Linked DNA regions of Mus musculus: regions 2 and 3 are each linked to region 1. A link is a loop called in an ENCODE intact Hi-C map of the cell type or tissue named here. Cell type or tissue: left cerebral cortex. All regions are shown on one strand.

Evidence for each region. Hi-C counts contacts between places; a loop is a spot of excess contacts. Peaks named below come from ENCODE experiments on the same cell type or tissue, not always from the same donor. Only the 100,000 strongest peaks of a DNase experiment are listed, where the experiment ranks them.
Region 2: a loop joins it to region 1, with 2.8 times the contacts of the local background. A loop is called at or near these places in 7 of 42 quality-filtered maps.
Region 3: it touches region 1 in a loop (2.1-fold over the local background); 7 of 42 quality-filtered maps call a loop at or near these places.

The regions. Positions count from the first base shown.
Region 1 is chr15:32,717,411-32,719,910 of GRCm38, reverse strand. No RefSeq gene overlaps it. Among named protein-coding and RNA genes, the nearest start is that of Gm41289, 54 kb to the left of the region's middle. In left cerebral cortex, a CTCF peak has its summit at 1,068 (motif pointing right); DNase peaks (open chromatin) are centred at 1,114, 1,530 and 2,044.
Region 2 is chr15:32,432,036-32,434,535 of GRCm38, reverse strand. The region is part of intron 3 of Sema5a (sema domain, seven thrombospondin repeats (type 1 and type 1-like), transmembrane domain (TM) and short cytoplasmic domain, (semaphorin) 5A); the gene reads right to left. Among named protein-coding and RNA genes, the nearest start is that of Sema5a, 190 kb to the right of the region's middle. In left cerebral cortex, a CTCF peak has its summit at 1,062; DNase peaks (open chromatin) are centred at 658 and 1,390; H3K4me3 peaks cover 443 bases; H3K27ac peaks cover 691 bases.
Region 3 is chr15:32,568,147-32,570,646 of GRCm38, reverse strand. Sema5a (sema domain, seven thrombospondin repeats (type 1 and type 1-like), transmembrane domain (TM) and short cytoplasmic domain, (semaphorin) 5A) reads right to left here. Exons shown (of 23, transcript NM_009154.2): 10 at 1,800-1,935. Among named protein-coding and RNA genes, the nearest start is that of Gm41289, 200 kb to the left of the region's middle. In left cerebral cortex, a CTCF peak has its summit at 2,266 (motif pointing right); DNase peaks (open chromatin) are centred at 1,505 and 2,265.

The DNA.
Region 1 (2,500 bases):
CTCCCTCCCTTCCATTTTGTGCATGTGCGTGCATGCGTGTGTGTGTGTGTGTGTGTGTGGTTTTAGGTATGAACCCAGGGCCTCAGTCATGCTAGCTAATATTCTACCAGCGAGCTACATCCCTAGCGCACGCCATCATTTACTTATTTTCCAGAATGCATCCCATCTCTTCATCCTACTTATTGCTATTGTTTTCCATAACTTGTGTCCTGCCATCAACTTTGTGATTAAATTCTTGTATACCAAGGTGGCATTGATATCAGGCTATGGCACTTTTTGGAGGTGAGACCACCTAGAAGTTTTTGTTTGTTTGTTTGTTTGTCACTGAGGGTCTAAGGTACCTTGTGTGCAGCTCCTTAGGGGAGGACAGATTATAAACTGAGCAATCCTGGCTATGTCATTCCTGGTTCAGATTCCAAACCATTGGAGCTACTCAATGATGAGGCTTTAAACGTTTGCCTTTTCATTAGGTAATTTTTTTAAAAAGTTAAAACCTAATTACATCACTTTACCTGCCTCCCTTTCTTCCCTCCAACATCTTCTATGTCTAGTCCTCACCCCTGCCTCAAATTGATGGCTCCTTTTTTTTTATTACTTTTGTATGTGCATAAATATATAAATACAACCTACTGAATCTGCTTAGTGTTGCTTGTATGTATTTGTTTTCAGGGCTGAGCACTTGGTATTAGATAAGCAATTGGGAGTCTCATTCCTGGTAGAGAGGAATTCCTCCTATCCCATCCTCAGTCATTGGGTAGAGTTCTTTGTCTACAGGTGGGACCCTATGGTATTTCCTCCTTCCAAGTTAGAATGTTTATTGGTATTGACGACACATTACAGGCCTTGCTTAGGCAGCTGTATTGTGGAAGTATCATAGTTTTGGCTTAAAAGTCTAAATTTTTAAACTAAATCTCCTTTTTTGTTTTTGTTTGTTTGTTTGTTTGTTTGTTTGTTTGTTTGTTTGTTTGTTTTTGTTCTTTTGTTAAAACAGACTACTGTTGCTTCTGGGCCATAGATGCAGACATAGCCCACCCTTGACTGTAGCATGGGTCAGTACCTGACCATGGCCTCGAGGTGGCAGCATAGGCTACTTGCATCAGGCTGTTCCTCACCACCCTTGAATTTCTATTTCCTCCTCTCCTCCTAATGCACCAGTTATCCCAATTCTCTTTCTCTCCCAACTCTCTACCACATGCATGCTCACTTTAGTTGTGCTCACCACATGGCGGCTGGCATGTCCCTGGGAGTCTTCAGCCGGTCTGCTGTTATGTGGTGGTGACTCCAAACTTTTTTTTTTGCATGTTTTATGTGCTTACATTTCAAATGTTGTCCCAATTCCAGGTTTCCCCTCCATAAGCCCCCCCCCCATCCCATAATCCACCCCTTGCTTCTATGAGGGTGCTCCCACAGACATTGTGTCTGTTTTTGTATCAGCAGATGGGATGGATCTCTAGGTGGGGCGGTCTCTGCATGGTCTTTCCTTCAGTCTCTACTCCACTTCTGTTTTTCTTTTTTCTTCTTCTTGAGTCAGAACTTTATTTGGTACCTACAGCTGCCTGCACCTCATTGTTTATCCAGCCCTGGCCTCAAACTCAACATCCTATCTCTACCTCTCCAGTGCGGGGGTTGGAAATACATCATCAGCTCTCCTAACTTAAAGCCATATTTTCTCCATCAGTGTCACTGAATTTTACAAATAACACAAACTAAAATTTACAAGTGCATTTTAAAATAACTTATAATTTTACCAATTTGAACTTTACAGCTGCAACAGTAAATTCTGCCACCCAAAACATTTCCATGCAGTTCTTCTGTCAAAAGAACATCCCTCCTCCTTCTCTCAGCATCAGAGAAGCCCACATCTCTTTTCTGTCACCATGATGTCCTTTTTTTCCCAGAATGTCCTATGAGTAGAATCATGAGATATACCTTTTTTCTTTTCTTTTCTTTTCTTTTTTTTAGGGCGGCTAGCTCATTTGCCTTGGTATAATACTCTTGGCTTCATTTCTGTTGTTGCGTGCCAGCATTTCTTTCTTTTTATTGCCAAGGCACATTCCATTTTATGGTATACCACAATCTGCTTACTCATCCACTAACAGCTGGACATTTGGACCCCCTTCCATTCTTTTCCTACTGTTAATTTTACCCTATGCATTTGGCATACAAATCTTTGTATGGACATATGTTCTCATTTCTCTGAGTAAATATTTAAGTGTTGTAGGACTCTGTAATAAACATACAGCTTGATAAGAAACTGTTGAACTGTTTTCTAATGCGGCTATTCCATTTTGATTACCATCAACAATCTGTATTTCTCTGCGCTCCAAATCCTCCCCTACAGTTAGTATTGCCATTGAGTTTAATCACTGTAATAGGAGCATAGCAGTATTTCAAGTTAGCTTCACATTCCCCAGATGACTAATGATGCAACCACTTTCTCCTGTGCTTGCTAAACTAGAATGTCTTGTTTTGGTAGAGGGTTTGCTAAACTCTTGTGTCT
Region 2 (2,500 bases), 290 kb after region 1:
AACTAACCCAGATGTCTGGGAGCTCCCAGAGACTGAACCATCAACCAGGCAGCATACACTGATCCTAGGCCCAGGGCACATACATAGCAGAGGTCTGCCTGGTCTGGCCTCAGTGGGAGATGTGCCTAATCCTCAAGAGACTTGAGACTCCAGGGAACAGAGATGCCTAGTGGTGGGGAGCACCCTCTCAGAGGCAAGGGGTGGAAAACTGGAATAAAGAACTGTGGGAGGAGGGACCAGAGGGGAGGCAATGGCTGGAATGTAAATAAATAAAATAATTTAAAAAAAAAAAGAAAAAAGAAAAAAAAATCCAGTCTAGTATTTTTAATTAATTTAATTTATGTAGGTAGAAATTTTGGCAGCATATTTATCTGTACACCATATCCCTGTGTATCTTCCATCCCTGTGGAGTCAGGAAGACAGTTACAAGATAACATGTGGGTGCTGGAAATAAAATCTAGGTCCTCTGAAAGAGCAGCCAGTGCTCTTAACTGCTGAGCCATCTCTCCATCCCAGAGTCTCTATACATACACTGTTAGAAATCTCACCACCAAGACTGTAGTACTCCAAAGCTCATTACACATTCATGAGATTCCCTTGTCATATGCTCTGCACAGACAACCTGATGAGGCCATGTGGTCAGAGAAGCTTGGTCTCTGGCTATAAGGGGAGTAAACCTTTTAGTGTGTGAATGAAAACACACAGGACAAAGCCAACTCTCATGGCTTGCAGAGAGATGACTTGTGTTTTGCTTTATCTGATCAAAGCCCCCACCCTATTCACACACACCCAACGGTTAACGCACAGACTATGAAAAACAAACAGAGCAAGAAGCAGCTGCAGTTGTGAACTGATTTGCACATTACACAGTTAGGGACTGTTCCCCCAATTCCAGCAGCGGGAAGGCAGGGGTCATGATTCTCAGGCAGGGTAAGAATAAGTCTGAACCATATTACTTGGATGTGGACAGTTCTGGAAAGTCAGAGAGTAGGGTTATTTGAAAAAATAAAATATCTCCAGAACACGGAAATATTTTTAACTTTGCTCAAAGTCGAGTTGTGGCTGCACAACAGAATTACACATCCTTAGGGAGATATCTTCCCTTCACTTGGAGTGTGAAATGCTTGGCGATATCAACCAAAGCTTCACAAATGTATGAAGGCAGAGAAAACTGGAGACTCTGAGAATTACAAAGCAAACCACGGAATACCATCCAACCATATCGCTCCCACCCATGCCCCTCAAGCAACAGCTACATGGCCCTTGCCAAGAGCCACAGTGCTGCGAAGGGTCAGCGACTCTGTTGCAGCCAAAACTATTTTTAATTTGTGCACTGGGTGGCTGAATCAAAGAAAAACAAAAAAAGGCATCTCGGGAGGCTAGGAAAAAAGGGGCATATGGAAGTAGGCAGGATGTAGCAAGATAGAGCTAGAGAAAACACAGTATTTCATTGGCTGCCTTAAAATTGGTTGCTAAAAAAATCCCTAGGATGTCCATGTTTGGCTTTGGAGGAAGGGAAGTCTTAAATAAGGATGGTAATGACAAACACGTGCGACATTCACTACAGAGTTTCCACCCCAGTTCTCACTGCTGTGTAAGTTAAATTTTTTTCATAGCAGGCATCTTTAATAACCAACCGTATAAATTTATTATTTCCATATGTTCTCCTTTTTTCTTTTTGCTCTAAATTCCAAACATTGACTTCAAGAGCTTTCAAAAGCTGAATTAAATCAGAAGAGACAGTGAGCAATTTTGCACAAATACCTTGAGAATAAGAAACTTGCATCATATAAAAAACGGTGTGAATAACGCATCTGGCCTCTAATACAAACTTATTTTGTACCATTCAGTTCACCAATCAGGCTTCAAAATGTAGGTGAGTTTTTTTTTTTTTTCTTTACATAGATCTTTCTTGAGAGAGCATCACATACTCACAAGGATTATCCCAATTGCATTTTAAAGCTTTTCCACTGAGAAATATCTTGCTTTTAACATGTCCCTTGAGGGAAAACCAGCTTAAGAGGTTTCAAATAAATAGCTTATCAACATCAAACACTATTTAATCAGATCAAAGATGTAGTGTGATTTAAGCTGTAGAAAGGGTAAATTACTTTGTATTGGGTTTAACATTGTTTAATTATACTGTACACAGTTTTGTGCCTTGGGTTCTTTAAGAATATGCTTAGCTATTTTCCCATTATCCCTTCCATAAGGCACTGACAATTACCCACGGATCACTCTTTTCTCCCTAGTTGTTCATGTATAACCATTGGCACTTCCAGCCACTCTGGATTCATTTTAATATATAAAACACAAGAATGGGGAATTACCACTGTCCCTGTTGACATCTCACATTTAGTTGAGAATCATCTGCTTGGGCTACTCTCTGGGTCTGTTTAATAGAGTGTCTTCCCAGCCATTTAGCAAAAAGTGTACTAAGGAGTCTTCTCAGAAAATACCCTGTGTGAAATGTAAGGTACAGTGTCCTTTAGAGACTCAC
Region 3 (2,500 bases), 150 kb after region 1:
TATGATACTCAAACTACTTATCTTATTCTTAGCCTCATTCTCTGATAAAAGTCTTAAAATATTGAAAGGAAAAAATTCAATTGTAATTGATTGATGATTACCAAAATCTACCTGTAAAAATTTAAACTTTTTCTAAAGCTCAGTTTTCTTGGAAGTCATGAGTTTTATGATTTGGGATGTTAAACCACCCAAAATTGGAAGGAAGGACTGACTGTCTTATATCACTAGTCAATGATTGCTACTAACAGGAACTTAGTTGATTGAGATTGGGATTTTTCCTTTGCTGGCAGTGGTAAGATCCAAGCTTAACCACTAAGCAGCTGTGGCCCTGGCTATTTGACCTGCCTGGAGACGCTATGCCCCTCTCTATACATAGAACAGTGTCATTCATGTGACACTGATGCCACATGTATAGTCACAAAAATGACACATCAGACCAAGTATCTGGAACTTGATGATGTTAAATATTTTGCCTGTGTTGTTAGTAACAGACCCACAGAGAAGGCTGCTCTTGTGTGTGCTGCATTAAAATTCTTATGTCGAATCTATCTCTCGGCATGGCAGTAGTTGAAGACAGGACCTCTAGGAAGCATTCCATGCCATAGGAGTCTGACCCAGTAGGATGGAGGAAGAAACACCAGGGATGAGTCTTTCTTCTAAGGGATGATGTAAGGAAAATCTTGTCATCTTCAACACCTTTGGTGGTTTGAATATGCTTGGCCCAGGGAATGGCACTATTAGGAGGTATGGCTTTTTTGAAGCAGGTATGGCCTTGTTAGAGGAAGTGTGTCCTTGTAGGGGTAGATTTTGAGGCCCTTCTCCTAGCTGCCTTGAAACCAGTCTTCTGTTAGCCTTCAGAACAAGATGTAGAACTCTCAGCTTCTCCAGCCTTGTCTTCCTGGATGCTGCCATGGTTTCCACCATGATAATAAGGTACTGAACCTCTGAAACTATAAGCCAGTCCCCATTAAACGCTGTCCTTTATAACAATTACCTTGGTAATGGTATATCTTCACAGCAATAAAAACCCTAAGCAAGACAACACCTCACCAGAAAATGATCCTGCTGTTACATTGATCTTGAAGATATAGTCTCCAAACTGTGATGAAACAGGGGACTCTTTTTTTTTTTAATACTATCTAAACTGCAGTATTTTGTTACAGTAGCTTAAGCAGATGAATAGAGCTGTGGTCTGAACTAACAAAATAAACAGCACCATTGCCAGGTCTCTGCTTCTTCTGAGCACTGGAGGTGGGATGCTTCACAAAGACATCACAGCTTGAACATTCTAATTGGGTGACGGAAAGATGAATCCACACCAGTCAGATCTCTTTTCCCAGCAGCCACTGCCACAGTCCCCCTTCCCAACAGGAAGCCTCACCATACTTGCCAATTAGAGCTCGAATTCTGTTTGTCAAGACCCATTGCTCTGTGCCCTGGGCCCTATTCATTGGAACATCATTCATTAAGGATCAGAGATTTGGGGCACACAGTCCATCATCATTAGCACTAATTGAAGCCTGGATTCCTAGCCTACTGCAGAAGACTGCCCTTTTTCGGTTAAGGATCAGTCACCACAACTCACAAAAGCCCCCCTTTTTCTTTTCTAGGCGCCATAGTCCACAAAAGGCTGTGTTCTATTGATACTCGCTAAGCACAGGATGGTGCTGTGCTGTGGGGGGCAGGAGACCGCAGCTGCACTGTGCATGAAGCCAAGGTTTAATTGCTCAAGCTCACTATGTTGAGTTTCTTCATTCTTAAAAGAGGATTCTTGTAATGCCCTCTTCCCCTGAGATTACCTGAAAATTGGGGTTGGGGTTGGGATAAGGCAGCCAGGCTGAGCGAGAGTTTTCTTGGTACTTGAAGGGTCCATTGAAGGCCTGTGAGATGGCGCTCAGGTTGAAGACACAGACAGCAGAGGCAGCGATGCTGTTTCTGGAGAATGAGAAAGGAGAAGGAACAGGCTGGTCAGAGCCCACAGTGACTGTTGACCTCCACTGATCCCAGGGTAGCATCTACCTTTAGCTATTTCAAGCTCACTTGAGGCTCTTATATATAGCAAGAGGTGAAGGCAGGGCAACACCCAGGGCTTCCTTGGGATTTCCTCATGTGAAAACAAACATCCAGATAATGAAGTAGGGATCCATAGCAGATATGACCCTACCAGCTGGGACTAAATTCACACAGCTACAAGAGGAGCAACAAGGGATTTTGAAAAGCTTCCTGAATTTTTAATTCCAGAGATGACAGGCTTTGTCTTCCAGTAGGTGGAGCTACCCATCCATTTTGCCACCTCTCTTCCACCTGTATCTCTGGCTACTTTAGGTGGCCATTGGCCAACCTCTGATTTCTATTAATTCTCCAGGTGTTTGTGTTTGTCATTCTCTAAAAAAATAATAAACTGAATGTATCTTGCAGGGAGTGCCTGTCAGATTTGTCTCATTTATTATTTAAAGGGAATTATAAATCTAAAGGCAAGAAAAAAATTAAGAAAGTACTG